Regions from separate parts of the Homo sapiens genome. Here region 2 is linked to region 1. A link is a loop called in an ENCODE intact Hi-C map of the cell type or tissue named here. Cell type or tissue: IMR-90. All regions are shown on one strand.

Region 1 (8,000 bases):
TACTTTTTCTGAGGCACAGTTACCAGGAAGGCGCTAGTTTTCACACAAAAATAAACAAGTTAGGGTGCGGGCAGGCATCTGACTATCACAAATGAGTAAGCAAATCTGCTGCTGCCACTGAAAGGAGGAGCTTGTGGTTAGGGACTGTAAATTAATCTCCCTACCATATGTAACATCATTCCTGCCTTGGTTAGAATATGGCCTTGCAATATGAAGATATAATTGATGGAAGTTTCCTAATGGTGACCTAGAAAGAGTCCTAAGGATGGCTTAAAGACAGAGGCAATAAATCTCATGACAAATTTTTACAAAGGAACATTGGGATAACCAGAAGAATTGAGAGATGAGGAAAAGTCCAATAACAGTTTAATATACACAAGAGTGTTGTAAAAATTGTCAGCTATTTTCTGAGAAAAGGAAAGCAGGGGAGAGGCAATGGGCTTAAAGGAGTGCATGGAGAATCAGATTAAATACCAGGGAAAGTATCTTGGGTCTCAGCATTTTGAAAACAAACCTGGAACACATTACTAAAAGGGATATCTGAGGAGAGGAGAGACAACCGTCTTTATGGACTGGTTTAACTATGCTAACTTGGAAGCATGATTTTATGCTTTGCATTGTCTTGGAAAAAATTCATATTTATTTGAAGTAAAAGGCAATTCATTCACATCTAACAGAATTTGTAGAGCTGATAACAGTAAGTTATAACAGAACCTATAACAGTGTTTCTCAGCCTTATGTTAATAATCACCTCAAGGAATCTCAGATATTCTCATTCCAAAACTAATTTGACTTTTACTTAAAAATTTTGTCTGAACACATTTGAAAGGGGTGTGTGTGTGTGTGTGTGTGTGTGTGTGTGTGTGTGATGGTGGTGTGGTGGTATTACTAAATCAAACAATGCTAAGGTATCAAATCTTCATTCTTATAAAGTTGCCCCTTTAAAGTACAAATTGGATCCTGAAATAGACTTAGGAGCTAATTCCGGTTTTGAAACCCAGTTAAGAATATCTATAAATTTATGTCTTTCCTACCAAAGGAAAATATTTGGTCTATCTTTACACTGCCATTTTATATTGTTCCTATATTTTTCTCCACAGTAGCTTTACTTAGTGACCAACAGATAGAAAATGCTCTAAACATATTTGTTGAATGAATAAATAGTGATTTCTCTGAATCATATGAATAGTGCTACTGTATGAAATTGTCTTTGAGTTTTTTGAAGTGAGAATTGCAGTGAGTCCCTGCAATGGGACATGTTCTTATAGCTACTAGGTGATATAAATTATTTCTTAGGTGATTTGTGGAAATAGTCTCCTCCTTGCTAGTCAGGCCTCATATCCGGAGACCTAAAAAGTACCCTTGGAGATGTATCCTCCAGTTGAGCCATGAGAAGCTGTGTTACATTATAAGAAAAGGTAATTCACTAGTCCCAGATACTTGGGAGGCTTAAAGGAGGGAGGAGAGAGGTTCACTTGAGCCCAGGGGTTGCAGGCTCTAGTGTACTGTGATCACACCTGTGAATAGCCACTGCACCCCAGCCTAGGCAACATAGCAAGACCCTGTCTCTAAAAAAGAAAGAAAGGAAGAAAGAGAGAGAGAGCTTACATAATATCAAGTATGGCTTAAATGATAAAATATCTCCTAACACTAATATGCTAGCAACCTAACCAAATAAATACTTTTTTTTTAAAGAAAAGGTAATCCTTTTGTTTTTAATCTCGTAAATTCCCAGTCCAATTAAAAATGAAGTCAAGGCCAGGTGCAGTGGCTCACGCCTGTAATCCCAGTACTTTGGGAGGCTGAGGCAGGTGGATCACTTGAGGTCAGGAGTTCATGGCCAACATGGTGAAACCCCGTATCTATTAAAAATACAAAAAAATTGGCTGGGCATGGTGGCAGGTGCCTGTAATCCCAGTTACTTGGGAGGCTGAGACAGGAAAATCACTTGAACCTGGGAGGCAGAGGTTGCAGTGGGCCAAGATGGCGTCATTGCACTCCAGTCTGGGCGACGAGTGAAACTCCATCTCAAAAATAAAAATAATAATAATAAATAAAAATAAAAATGAAGTCAAAATAGAAAGTCATATCAAAATGGAAACAACAATTTTTGCAATTTTATTTTTTCTTAGGATTGAGGAGATGTTGAGAGATGAAGATGAGGAAGATAATGAGAGAAGCAGGATACTTAAGCCTAAATAAATAAATAAGAAAAGCTAAATTGTACTTCCAGTGAGGGCGATGAGAGAATAGGATGTTTAAAAGAACTCCGTGAAAAGATTCAGATCTGAGTTCAAGTTCCAATTATGCCACTACTTATGTGACCTTGAACAAGTCACTTTATGGCAAGGTCCTTGTCTGCCAAGACAATGTCCTGAGTCATCTTTGAAGTCTTTTTGTTTTACAGAAACCCTATTCTTCCTCTGTCATGGAAGCTCAAAGTCTCTGAGGAACAGGGCGGCATGTGGGTACACAGAAATGAATGAATCAATCAGACACATCAACCAGCCTCTAACGCTTCTGGCGTACCTCTAGAATGTCTTATTTATCTCAACTTTTCTGATTCTGATGCTTTGAGGTTTGGGTCCTGTTCATAGGCTGATGCTATCAACATAATTTTCTGCTTTTCTTTGGATTAGCCTATTACTACCATATTACTTTATTTATTATAGAGACAGGTGTCTCACTACGTTGCTCAGACTGGACTTGAACTCCTGGGCTCAAGTGATCCTCCTGCTTCAGCCTCCCAAGTAGCTGGGACTACAGGCATGCCCCAACACACCCAGCTTGAGAAGACTGGACAAAAATAAAAGAACAAACAGTGGTGTCTGTCTGTCTCCAGGCAAGATGCAACAGCAGACAAACAGACTGACCTCATGCAGATGTTCTGCCCAGTCTCACCACCTTCAGGGAGCACATGTACTTTCACAGTTCCATTGTTGCCTCTCATAGACATGCTATGTTGCTCTATGGAAATGGTCTTTTTTAGGTTGGTCATGGGACAGGATAGAGGTGGGCCTTGAATCACATATAAATATGCCCATTTCCCAGGATTAAAACCAATTCCAAAAGCTTGGCCAAGAATTGCCCAATTTTCAGCTAAAGGGAAAGAAGAAAGACAAGTAACTATATATAAAAAGAGCCAAGTCACAAAAAAGAGGGTGCCTTTTCAGGGATATGGTAACTTTGTTACCAAGGCCTGAGCTTTGCTTCCCATGTCTGGAATCAGATGAAAGTCTGGATTTTTTTCATCCCACCTGTAGCAGGATGGGCTCACACTTCCAGCCCTGGGTATCAAGTACTAAACTAAGATTCAAAAGAACCTGAGATACATATTCATCTGTCTTTTTTATTTGGTTATTGAATTAGGTAGTCATAAACAAGAGGATTACAACTATTACTAAAGGATAACAGACACTTCTTTACTACTTTTATATTTGTTCTTAATAAACAGTTTTTTTGTTTTGTTTCTGTCTTTTCCTTTTATACTTAGAAAACCAGAAATTCAAAAGTTCAGCTTTTCAGGTCAACCACCAGATGGTGCTATGGGATCAAAGCAGGGAGTCCTCCATACTTTAGGAAGAAACAACCTCAAAGAGGCAAGCCAGTATTCAGTTCATAGCTAATTAATACCACCAGGACAGTCGTAGGCATACTTTATAACTATAAACATAAATAAAAATAAGTGGATTAATTTAAGTTGGTTTTACTGGTTTTGGGGTTTTTTTTTTTTTAACTTTCTTCAGAGACCCAGAAGCATGGCCTTCCTATATCCAGGTAGTCCAAGCAGTCCAGTCCTATTCACAGACTAGATTCAGGGAAAATATTAAAACATTCCTGGACTGCCACACATTTGGAGTAAGACAATGTGGATTTCCTCATTTACAGCAATTACAGAAGCAGGGTGTATTAATCACTAACTAAACTCAAAACATTCTTACTGGAACTTAACCTTTTCTATAAAAAAGGCCTTTGATAAAATGAAGAGTTCACTAAAGGGTCCTAGCCAAGATGGAAAAAGTGGGAACTGCCCTGATTTAAATGCACTAATGCTAAAAGCGAATCAAGCAAAAGGAAGAGTGGGAAGCTTCGGGATTGTCAGCATGAAGCCCAGTCTCCTCTGCTCATCTCCACTTCCTGTCAACCATACTGTCCTCCTCATCCCTGCAATCTGGCTCCTGCCTTTCTAGGTGTACAAAAATTGAGCTTTCCAGAGTGACCAGTGGCCTGTTAATTGCTGGGCGAAATAGCATCTTCCCACCCTCATGCCCCTTAACTCCTTTTCAGTGTGTGACCATCTGAGATGTCTCCTTCAGAAGAACCTTGCTCTTCCCCTCTGTTAGGTAATACTCATTTCTTGACTTCCTCCTGTCCCCTGACTACTCCTTAGGCAAGTCACTGTCTCCTGTGGCTTCCCCCACTCCCTGACATCCTTAGCCCTCTTCTTTCTAGGTTCTGCTAAGAAGTTGCAGTTTTTTTCTGCACCTGCAGGCCTGGCCTGCCTCCCTCCCCTCCCTGCCAGCCCCACCCCCAGCCCCAGACCTACTCTCTGGGCTTCTCTTGTCTGCCATTTTCTCCTGGATGAAACAAACTTGCTAGTTAATTTTATAACATCAGCTTTCTGATTTCATTATTTTAAAACATTTATTCAAAGGTTTTGGATATTTTTTCTTTTTATAAATGTAATAAATATTCACTGTAAGAGTTTTAGAAAACAAAAAGGCACCAAGAAGAAATAAAAATTACAGAAAATTTCACTATCCAGTGGTTATCTCAATAACCACTAGGAACATTTTGCCATATGTCTTTCCTATCTTCTTATAATGCGTATCTACCCAGAAAAGTCACCTGGGATTATACTATACACAATCTTCATAATGTTTTTTGCATTAACAGCATTGTGAATATTTTTCCCATATAATTACTTATTTTTCTACTATTAGCTTTAATTGCTGCATCATAGTACATTCTATGAGTTTATTTAATTTGCTACTTATGAATACTAAATTTTGTCTTATGATATAAATAATATACAAAAATGATCTATATTGCTTAATCTTTGTACGTATCCTAATTATTTCCTCAGAAATAAAACTACTGGTTCAAAGGCATTTACATTTTTAAGATGTTTGATGCAAATGATCAAATTGCTCTTTAAAATGTTTGAATCTAAACTCTTTATCAGCAGTGTTCAAGAATAACTACTACTCGAAACCACATTTTATCTTTTTTCAATGTTTGAAATTTGGAGATGAAATATGATGTCTAATTATAATTTGTGTGTCTGATTGCTAGTGAGGCTAAACTTTTTTATTTTTCAAATGTTTCTTGGTGCCTTGCCATGTTCTTTTGTGTGCTCAGGACGTAGAATCTGTCCATCCACTTAATGGCTGGGTAATCTTACGAAAACCGCCTTATTTTTCTCACCTCCAGTGTTTTCTTCTATTTAAAAAAAGGAATGATATGTTTACATACTCCCTAGGGCTGCTGTGAGGATGAAATGAGATAATGCAGATGGAGTACTGAAAATGCCTGGCACATAGTAAGCATGCAATAAATGGTAGCCATTTTTCTTTGCCTATTTTTTTTATTAGATTGTTTGTTTATTCTATTTATGAGAATTTCTGTTTCTTTAGTGGCAACATCACTCCACATCACACAGAATAGTAATAATAGCTACCATTTACTGCCTAGGTGCTATAAGCCAGGTATTGAAATGTTTGCATTGCATATGATATCTCATTAAATCCTCAGGAACATCTGATTCCTATTTCTCCATCAATCTAAATATCTAAATAGTCATCAAGTACTATTAGTTCACAAATTTGACCCAAACTCTTCCTTCCTCCTCCAGTGCCATTTAGAACATTACACTGCTGCCCACGACTAATGAGATGTCCTCTAAATTGAATTCTATCATTCCAGGTGGCTTTTCTGCTTTCCAATACCAATACCACTTTCTTTTTTTTTTTTTTTTTTTTTTTTTTTTTGAGACAGAGTCTTGCTCTGTCGCCCAGGCTGGAGTGCAGTGGCGTGATCTTGGCTCACTGCAAGCTCCGCCTCCCGGGTTCACACCATTCTCCTGCCTCAGCCTCCCGAGTAGCTGGGACTACAGGTGCCCACCACCACACCCAGCTAATTTTTTGTATTTTTAGTAGAGACGGGGTTTCACCGTGTTAGCCAGGATGGTCTCCATCTCCTGACCTCATGATCTGCCCGCCTCGGCCTCCCACAGTGCTGGGATTACAGGCGTGAGCCACCGCGCCCGGCCTCCAATACCACTTTTAAAGACACAACTGCCAGAAAAATGATCATTTAGTAATTTCAGAATAGCAAAACATAATAATATTTTTAAAGCTCAAAATATTTGATGGCTCCAGTGACCTCCTGGCCAGTATTCAAAGTCCCCCCACAATCTGTCTCTGGTCTATCTTTTCAGCTGTGGGACCCCTACTTCCACTTTTTCCTTTCTCTGCAACCCCGCCTTTACACGCACATTCGCACAACCTGCAAACACTTGGCTGTAAGCTCTCATTACACTGCTCTTTCACCTGTGTCTTTTTTTACTTACTCCACAAATCCCAAGCATCTACTGCGTTTTAGGCACTGTTCTCTAGGCATCCCTCTTTCTCTATGCACATCTTATGGATTATGTTTCTCCCTCTTGCTAAATGATAATACCATGGTGGGATTTTCCTTCCATAATCATTAATAATTATTTGTGTATTCAAAAGCTGTGTCATCACCTCTTTGCGGGCACTGTCAGTCCAAGGGCTCAGGTCGGGGGAAAAGATTTAGCACTAGAGGACTGTGTGCAAGGAGGAGGTATGTTGAGAACACAGTGTCTTCTCACAGGATTTTTATAGCCAAGCTATATGAGAAAGAACGAGGAGATCAGAAAAGGAGGAAGAGGTGATAGAGACATATTAACTTTTAAAGCCAAGAAAACTACCCTATGTTACTAAGTTATCTTCTTGGACACACCCATTTTCCTATAGGAAAGAAAGATGTAATAAGGGAGGAAAGAAAACTATGCTTTCCATGTGTTATGCAGATGTTATTATTCCCACTTAAAAGATAAGGAAATCAAGGTTTGAGGTTGTGAAACAATCTGCCTGACATCGTACAGTGAGATGATGAAATAATTATGATTCCAACCCAGTCTTTCTGACTCCAGCATCAATCTTATTTCCTATACACAGGCTGATGGCTAAAGAAAGAAAAAACTGAAACCTTGATTTGGACTGTTTCTGTCCCTCACCTCCCATCCAGGACCTCGCTCAACAGTTCACATGAATGCCTTCTCAAAATCCCCAAGCCAGGATCCCCAGGGGTCCTCTTCAAGCAGCTCAGCTCTGACAAATGACTCAGGCACCAGAACAGGGGCTTTCAAAGTGAATGTGCTGCATCATAATTTTCTCTGCCTCTCCTGTTTCACTTAAGCAAAGGGAGAGCTTTGCAGGCATGTGGATCCTTCTTGGCCATTACCCTTAGCAACAACATTAATCTTTGAACTCTTCACCATCATTTACTTAAGAGCAATGACATGCCCAGAGATATTCTGTGACTGACGGCAAAGTTACTAAACATCTAGATTTCCTGATGTATTTTTTTCTTCCTTTCACCCTGTCATTTCCATGTTAAGACAAAAAGTGTTGTTGTTCAGAGGCCTTCCCAGAAATAGCAAGCAGTTATTATTTAGGGACGTTCAGGCAGGGATGAGAAGAAGTTGCCCTTTTCTGGTATCCTTTGTTGTGCCCTGTTCCTACATTCCCACTGCCCCATTCACTGGTTCCTGTCTCTCCTGCACACTCTTTGACCATGATTCATTCTTCTTATTTAGTTTAGAGTGGGTCAGTTTTAATGGAGTATTTCATACTGTTTATCCTCTGTTCCTTCCTTTTCATCTTTTTGCTGCCACATTCTTTTGGCAAACATTTGCTGAGGATCTACTACGTGCCAGGCTCTGTGCCAGCAGCTGGGCTTCATCATTTCATTTC
Region 2 (8,000 bases), 370 kb after region 1:
TGGTTTTGAACCTCAGGAAAAGGCTAGGTAGAGAGGTGAGATAGGGATGTGGGAAAGAGCAAAGATCAATAACTAATCAAAAAGCAGTTTTTTTTTGTTTTTTTCTGACAGACTTGAGCCATACTTCTAATTCTGTGGGAGCTGGCACTTTTCAGTTTGTATTAGTCCATTCTTACACTGCTATAAAGAAATACCTGAGACTGGGTAATTTATAAATAAAAGAGGTATAAATGGCTCATGATTCTCTACAGGATATACAGGAAGCATGGCTGCGGAGGCCTCAGGCAAATTACAAACATGGTGGAAAGCAAAGGAGAAGCAGGCATGTCTTACATGAGTGGAGCAGGAGGCAGAGGGCTGGGGGCAGCTACACACTTTTTACACAACCAAGTCAAGTGAGAACTGTATCACGAGAAGAGTACCAAAGGGGGAAATCCACCTCTGTGATCCAATCACTTTCCACCAGACCCCACTTCCAAAACTGGGGATTATAATTTGACATGAGATTTGGGCAGAGACACAAATCCAAACCATATTATTCTGTCCCTGGCCCCTCCCAAGTCTCAGGTACTCACATTCCAAAATTCAGTCATCCTTCTCAACAGTCCTCAGAGTCTTAACTCATTCCAGCATTAACTTACAAGTCCACAGTCCAAAATCTCATCTGAGACAAGGCAAGTCCCTTCTGCCTATAAGCCTGTAAAATAAAAAATGGGTTAGTTATTACTTCCAACATACAGTGAGGGTACAGGCACTGGGTAAATACTTCTTTTCCAAAAGGGAGAAATTAGCCAAAAGAAAGGGGCTACAGGCCCCATGTAAGTTTGAAACCCAGCAAGGGAGTCATTAAATCTTAAAGCTCCAAATAATCTCCTTTGATTCCACATCTCACTTCCAGGGCACACTGGGGCAAGGGGTGGGCTCCTAAGGTTGGGAAGCTGCACCTCTGAGGCTTTGCAAAGTAAAGCCCCTGAGGCTGCTTTCATGGGCTAGTGTTCATGCACCTGCGGCTTTTACATGTGCATGGTACAAGCTCCTGGTTGATCTACCATTCTGCAGTCTCGAAGACAATGGCCCTCTTCTCACAGCTCCACTAGGTAGTGCCCCAGTGGGGCTCTGTGTGAGGGATTCAACCCCAGATTTCCCTTCAGTACTGCCCTAGTAGAGATTCTCCATGACGGCTCTGCTCCTGCAGCAGGGTTCTGCCTAGACATTTAGGCTTTTCTACACATACTCTGAAATCTAGGCAGAGGCTCCCGAAGCCTTAACTCTTGCACTCTGAACATTGGCAGGCTAAACACCTCATAGAAACACCAAGTTTTATGGCTTGCACATTCTGAAGCAGCAGCCTGAGCTGTATCTGAAGTCCTTTCAGCCACCCCTGGAGGCAGAGGGGTCAGGATATGGGGAGCAGTGTCTTGAGCCTGTGCAGGGAAGTGGGACCCTGGTCCCTGTTCATGAAACCATTCTTCCTTCTTAGACCTACATGCCTGTGATGGAAGGAACTGCTGCAAAGGTTTCTGAAATGCTTTGAAAGTCTTTTCCCCTTTGTCTTGGCCATCAGCATTTGACTATTCTTTACTTATGCAAATTTCTGTAGCTGGCTTGAACTCCTCCTCCAAAAAGGCCTTTTCTTTTCTACCACATGGCCAGCCTTCAAATTTTTCAAACTCGTACACTTTGCTTCCCTTTTAAATATAAGTTTCAGTTTCAGGTCATTTCTTTGCTCACGCATATGAACATAGGTTGTTAGAAGCAGCAGGCTATATCTTGACTGCTTTGCTGCTTAGAAATTTCTCCTGTCAGTAACCTAAACCATCACTCTCAAGTTCAAAGTTCCACATACCCCTAGATGCCTCCAGGCTCTTTGTTAATGCATAACAAAAATGACCTTTACACTAGTTCCCAAGAAGTTCCTCATTTTCATCTGAGACCTTCTTAGCTGGGATTTCATTGTCCATATCACTATCAGGATTTTCAAAGCAACCGTTCAACAAGTCTCTAGGAAGTTACAAATTTTCCTCATCTTCCTGTCTTTTTCTCAGCCCTCCAAATTGGTCCAACCTCTACCTGTTACCCAGTTCCAAATGCAAATTCACATTTTCAGGTATCTTTATACCAATGCCCCTGTCCTTGTTACCAATTTTCCATATTAGTTCATTCTTGCACTGCTATAAAGAAATACCTGAGACTGAGTGATTTATAAGGAAAAGAGGTTTAATTGACTCACAATTCTACAGGTGTACAGGAAGCATGGCTAGGGAGGCCTCAGGAAACTTACAAGCATGGTGGAAGGCAAAGGGGAAGCAGGCATGTCTACATGGCCAGAGCCAGGAGGAAGAGAGAGAGGTGGGAAGTGCCACAGACTTTTTAAATAACCAGATCTAGTGAGAGCTCTATCATGAAAACAATACCAAAGGGGGAAATCCACCCCCATGATCCAGTCACCTCCCACCAGGTCCCACCTCCAACACTGGGGAATCACAACTTGGCATGAGATTTGGGCAGGGATGCAAATCCAAATTATATCACAGTTCTTTCTGGAACGTTGCTCATGTAGCTTCCTACATATGTGCAACTATCCTCCTCTTTTTCTCCTCATACCTGCCTACCCCCTCTGTTCATATTCCCCTCTCAAAATCTCTTTCTGTTTTTCTTTTCTTAGTGACTTTCAAGATGTCCTTTTAACTAGGAATAGAACCTGTCAGATATGCTAACATAACTGTATCTGCTTTCAAATTGTGTGACCTCTTGTTGATGGTGAGCAACATATTTTCAACTTCTGTGAGTGACAGTAGAGTAAAATTCTGATGAGCTGAAGTCAGACTACGCATTTTTGGAAAGCAGCTAAACCTCTTTGAGCCTCCAGGAAGACGTCCTCTCTCTATCAAATGCGGACTTTTAGAAATAATACTCTCTCAGCCACGTATGCCACCCAGTATTATTATCACGTGCCATTACTGTTTGGTAGTTATTTATGTTCATGTCATCTTGGCTAGATTGTGAACTTTTAAAAGGCAAGCCTTCTGCCTTTTACCTTTATATTCCCATGCATGCTTTGTATGCTTAAGTGGTTAGCCACTTAATATATTTTAAAAGAGATAATGTATCCATGTTATTGAGTTAAAATAATCCATGGAAGGCATCTATTACAATGATTGGCATATAGTAGATATTTAGTCAGTTATATTAGAGCACTCAGTCAATATGGGGAATTTTGCTTCATTTCCTCCTCTTTAATTGATTCTCCCATTTCACATACATTGTCCTTCGGCTGATTTTAGGAGCCTATTTATTTATCTGCCTATTTTTCATTTTGAAGTATTTTTTTTGACTTTCAAAGAAGACACAAGAATAGCATAAGGAAATCCCACATTCCATGGATGTATGCTTAGTATATTGTATCAAGGAGGCACAAAACATCCCTTTACTGGTGGTGTTAATTTTGATCATTTGATTAAGGTGGCATCTGTCAGATCTTTCTACCATAAAGATGCTATATTTCATGCTGTTAATAGAGAAAAACCCTAGGCTGGGTAATTATAAAGGAAAGAGGTTTAATTGACTCACAGTTCCATATGGCGGGGGAAGCCTCACAATCATGGCAGAAAGCAAATGAGGAGCAAAGTCACATCTTACATGGCAGCGGGCAAAGAGAGCATGTGCAGGGGAACTCCCCTTTGTAAAACCAGCGGATCCCATGAGACTTATTCACTATCATGACAAAAGCACAAGAAAGATCCACCCCCCATGATTCAGTTACCTACCATCAGGTCCCTCCCACAACGTGTGAGAATTATGGGAGCTACAATTCAAGATGAGATTTGAGTGGGGACACAGCCAAACCATATCAGATACTTTTTTTTTTTTTTGAGACGGAATCTTGCTCTGTCGCCCAGGCTGGGGTGCAGTGGCACGATCTCAGCTCACTGCAACCTCTACCTCCCGGGTTCAAGCGATTCTTCTGCCTCAGCCTCCTGAGTAGCTGGGACTACAGGCTCCCACCACCACACCCAGATAATTTTTGTGTTTTTAGTAGAGACAGGGTTTCACCATATTGGCCAGGCTTGTCTCGAACTCCTGAACTTGTGATCCGCCTGCCTTGGCCTCCCAAAGTGCTGAGATTAGAGGTGTGAGCTGCTGCGCCTGGCCCAGATACTATGTTTTTCCATTGTAGTTCATAAGTGTCTGGTGGGGAAATACTGTAAATATCTTGCTTCTCATCACATTTTTACTAAGTTTAGCCCAGTTTAGCCAGTTTATTAAGTTTAACAGTCCATTGATGATTGTTTCCTGAAACAAATTATCATACAGTTTACCATGTAGTGACTTTTCTATTCACATCATTCCTTCTATATCTATTAGTTAGCATTTTACCATAATAAAGAGTTTTTCTTTCCTCTTCATTTAGCTTTGTATTCATTTGTTAACTTACATTAGTATAGACTCATGGAATCTTATTTTGTTAAATTGATTATGCATCAAAATCATCATTTTGTTTATTTGTTTTTTTTTCTTAAATTGTGCAGATGGTAAAATTGGATGGGTGGCAGAGATGGCTTTGAGTACTCTTGTTTCAGTTTGGGGGTGTGCCAAACAGCAGGCCCAGAGGATAAGCATTCATGTGGTTTACACCAGTTTAACAAGGACCAACATGAAAGAGAAAATAGTTGTAGATTACTCTGAAATATATTGTTTCCTCTGTGTTTCAGGAAATAAAAAGGGTCAGTTGGAGGTAGTTTAGTCACTAAGGCCACTGCAACTTCCTCTCTTAACTCTTAGCAGCTGGAGATGTTTTGCTGTAGACACACAGTTTGAACATAAAAGGTAAAGGAGAGTCAGTATCGCTGTGTTGGCACAAGATGGCAGCAGTCATCCATTGATTTTGCAGCTCAAGGCCTACAGATTTTAAATTAATGGTGTCTTTTGTCTTCGCAGGGACTTCAGTACTAGTGCTAATAACATCCAGATTGATAAAACCAAGCCTTTGTGGCACAACTATTTCTTATGTGGACTTAAAGGAATTCAGGTAAATTGGTTTATAAGGCACTTACTACCAGTTGAGATTATCATGTGTATTCTGTCAGATTTATTTTATTTACTACATCTTTTTCATCTCCTTACAGTACTAACCGATGCTTCTGTTCTATTTTGCTAGTTTGTGTTTCAGAGAGTGGGGAAGATATGACTGTTTTGGGGTGGTGTTCACAGGGGGCAGTAGTGGTTTTTATACAGCTGGCTGTTCATAAATAGGTGCATCTGACAAACATCTGTCTGGTTTTAAAATCTTTGTTTAAACATACTTTTGAGGATATGTTTTAATACTATTATTTACATTTATACTTGGGATGTATAGGGGTATACTGTAATAGGATTTAGAGTCAGCCCAGGTTTGAATCTGGGCTCTTCTCAGCTGTGGTAATTTAACCTCTTAAGTCTCAGATTTATCCATAAAATGATGTCATTGCTATCCTGACAAAGAGTTGTTAAAAGAATTACATAAAGCTTGATGGTAGCCATTTAATAAATGGTAGCTAGTATTGTTATTGCTACTTCAGATGGGATTAAAAAAAGATATAATGAAATGTATTAGTATAAGTATTTTCCAAGAAACATTGAATAATTACTTTGAAAATCTCTAATGTTACATACAAGAACAAGAAAATAAAATGTTTTCACTCTCATAATTGAAAAAGTATCAAGGACCAAAAGAAAATTGATATTTGCTGTTTTTAGAGCCACTTTTATATTGCAATAATTATTTTAGATGTAGTGACTTGCATAGAATCATAGTAGGACAATAAGAAGTAAATTTTGCCTTTGTGAGCTAAAAGTAAACAAACAAACTGACCCATGTTTTAGAGAGCTTGTGTTCCTTACTGCCTGGCAGTCCTATCTGAAACTTTGTAATGAGCAGCTAGGACTTAGTGGCACATCCATTACAGAAATACATCAAATTTATTTCTAATGTGTAGTCCTATACTGTAACAGTGGTGGTTTTTGTTCTTAAAGTTAATGAATTCATTTCTTTCTTTCTTTTGTGTTTTCCTTTCTCTCAGACACATGGTAATAACTTACAGGAAAAGTTATTGGCAGGTTTTAAATCTTCAAATCATCTGGCTTATCATATGCATTAGTGGGAATTACAGTATTTGGAAGCATTTGCCTGGCAAATGCAATTTTAATCTTCCTTGTAACAACATGCCTTTTTGCAGCATATGGGTAAAGTGGCCTAAATAATGCATGTTGCTTTGTGTTATTTTTGAGCATTTCAGGTTTTAAAGCCTTCCTGTTTGGTTTGACAATTTATGTGCAAAAGCAAACTTATACAATGAACTTTTGGCAGAAAGGTAATTTAAATGCTAGCCTGTTCAGAAACTTTCAAATTCAAATACTAGAAAGTTTCAGAGAATAATTCACTTATATTACATTGAACATGTTATCCTTTTGGCATAGAGCTATTACAGAATGTGGCATATACCCATTTGCATTTTGAATTTGTTATACATTTTCATTTAAACATTGCATAATACGTTGTTTTTTGTTTTTGTTTTTTTGTTTTTGTTTTTGTTTTTGTTTTTTGAGACGGAGTCTTGCTCTGTCGCCCAGGCTGGAGTGTAGTGGCGTGATCTCGGCTCACTGCAACCTCTGCCCCCGGGGTTCAAGCGATTCTCCTGCCTCACCCTCCTTAGTAGCTGGGATTACAGGTGCCTGCCACCGCGCCTGGCTAATTTTTGTATTTTTAGTAGAGACGGGGTTTCACTATATTGGCCAGGCTGGTCTTGAACTCCTGACTTCGTGACCCACCCGCCTCGGCCTCCCAAAGTGCTGGGATTGCAGGTGTGAGCCACTGCGCCCGGCTGATAAGTTCTTAAGTGTGATTCCCACTCAAGACACCTGTGTTTGATCAGTTTATATTAAATATATTGTATTCTTCAATTTTTTTTTTTAAACAAGCTGTCTGATATTCTGTATGAAAGGGCATTGGCAACAGTAGAGTTTCAGTTTATAGTTTGTTTGTATATCTGGAAGGAAATTTTTAGATGACTTGAAATCAGGAAGAGAAGTACACCCAGCTAAATTTCTTCTTATTGTGGTGCGAGAATTTTGCTAGCTAGGACAGACAGACAAAAAATTAAGGAAAAAGGTCTTTTATTTGCAGAATTTTGTTGTTATTTTAGTTATTCTAGCTAGCTGATTGAAATTCTCCCTTGTATAATAGGTATGATGAAATGCATAATTAGGTAATAGTATTTCATATGTTAATCTTCAGTCATTTGAGTAATTTGCAAAGACTATGGTACTTTTTCTTGAGAAGGAGGTAGACTTGAATTTATTTGTAAACTTAAACCACAAAGGTTATGATATGATATCATCCAAAGTGTCCTAGTGTTAGAAAGTAATGTAAGTATACTAGAGCTTTCCATATTTAAATCAGAATCTGATTATTTCTTTGGGCTTTCCTATTTGTAGAAATAGAGTTTCCTCAACTTGTTTAGGGTCTGTATTCTCATTTGTGGCTGAATTCTAATTTGACTATCTTTAAAGCTACCATATGGCTAAACTGTATCTATAAACTGTAGTAAGCATCTGGATTTTCTCATGTAGCTGGCATATTAAATCACAATGACGGTTTGCTGGCTCAGGTTTCTAACTGCAGTGGAAAAGTTTTCAAACAGGATTCAGAGACCTGGGCCCTACTCTCGTCTCCCTATGTGTCATCTTGGGAAAGTTTCTTCATCTCTTGGTGCCTAGGTTTTTTCATAAGTAAAACAGAACTGAGAATGTTTGGAACTCCTTTTTTTCAGAGAACCTTCTAAAGTAAGGCACTCCTTAGAAACAAGTCACTGCTTGGGGGCTGGACTTTTATAATAACAGAATGCTGGAGTTGTGCTGCATGGAGATTTAAATTACCTCACAGATAATTGTATATTTCTTGTCCTGCTACTTGACAAATTGGATTATAATTGTTTTATATTTTTTCCATATTTGTTCAAATC

The links. A loop is a pair of places that touch in the nucleus more often than their neighbours do. Peaks named below come from ENCODE experiments on the same cell type or tissue, not always from the same donor. Only the 100,000 strongest peaks of a DNase experiment are listed, where the experiment ranks them.
Region 2: a loop joins it to region 1, with 9 times the contacts of the local background. A loop is called at or near these places in 18 of 110 quality-filtered maps.

Annotation. Positions count from the first base shown.
Region 1 is chr15:48,858,476-48,866,475 of GRCh38, forward strand. The region is part of intron 6 of SHC4 (SHC adaptor protein 4); the gene reads right to left. Among named protein-coding and RNA genes, the nearest start is that of EID1, 16 kb to the right of the region's middle. In IMR-90, a CTCF peak has its summit at 3,542 (motif pointing right); DNase peaks (open chromatin) are centred at 116, 3,546 and 7,416; H3K27ac peaks cover 1,803 bases.
Region 2 is chr15:49,230,913-49,238,912 of GRCh38, forward strand. GALK2 (galactokinase 2) reads left to right here. Exons shown (of 10, transcript NM_002044.4): 4 at 4,939-5,029. Among named protein-coding and RNA genes, the nearest start is that of GALK2, 65 kb to the left of the region's middle. RefSeq lists enhancers at 664-1,335, 1,336-2,006. In IMR-90, a CTCF peak has its summit at 4,863 (motif pointing right); DNase peaks (open chromatin) are centred at 4,849 and 7,699; H3K27ac peaks cover 1,796 bases.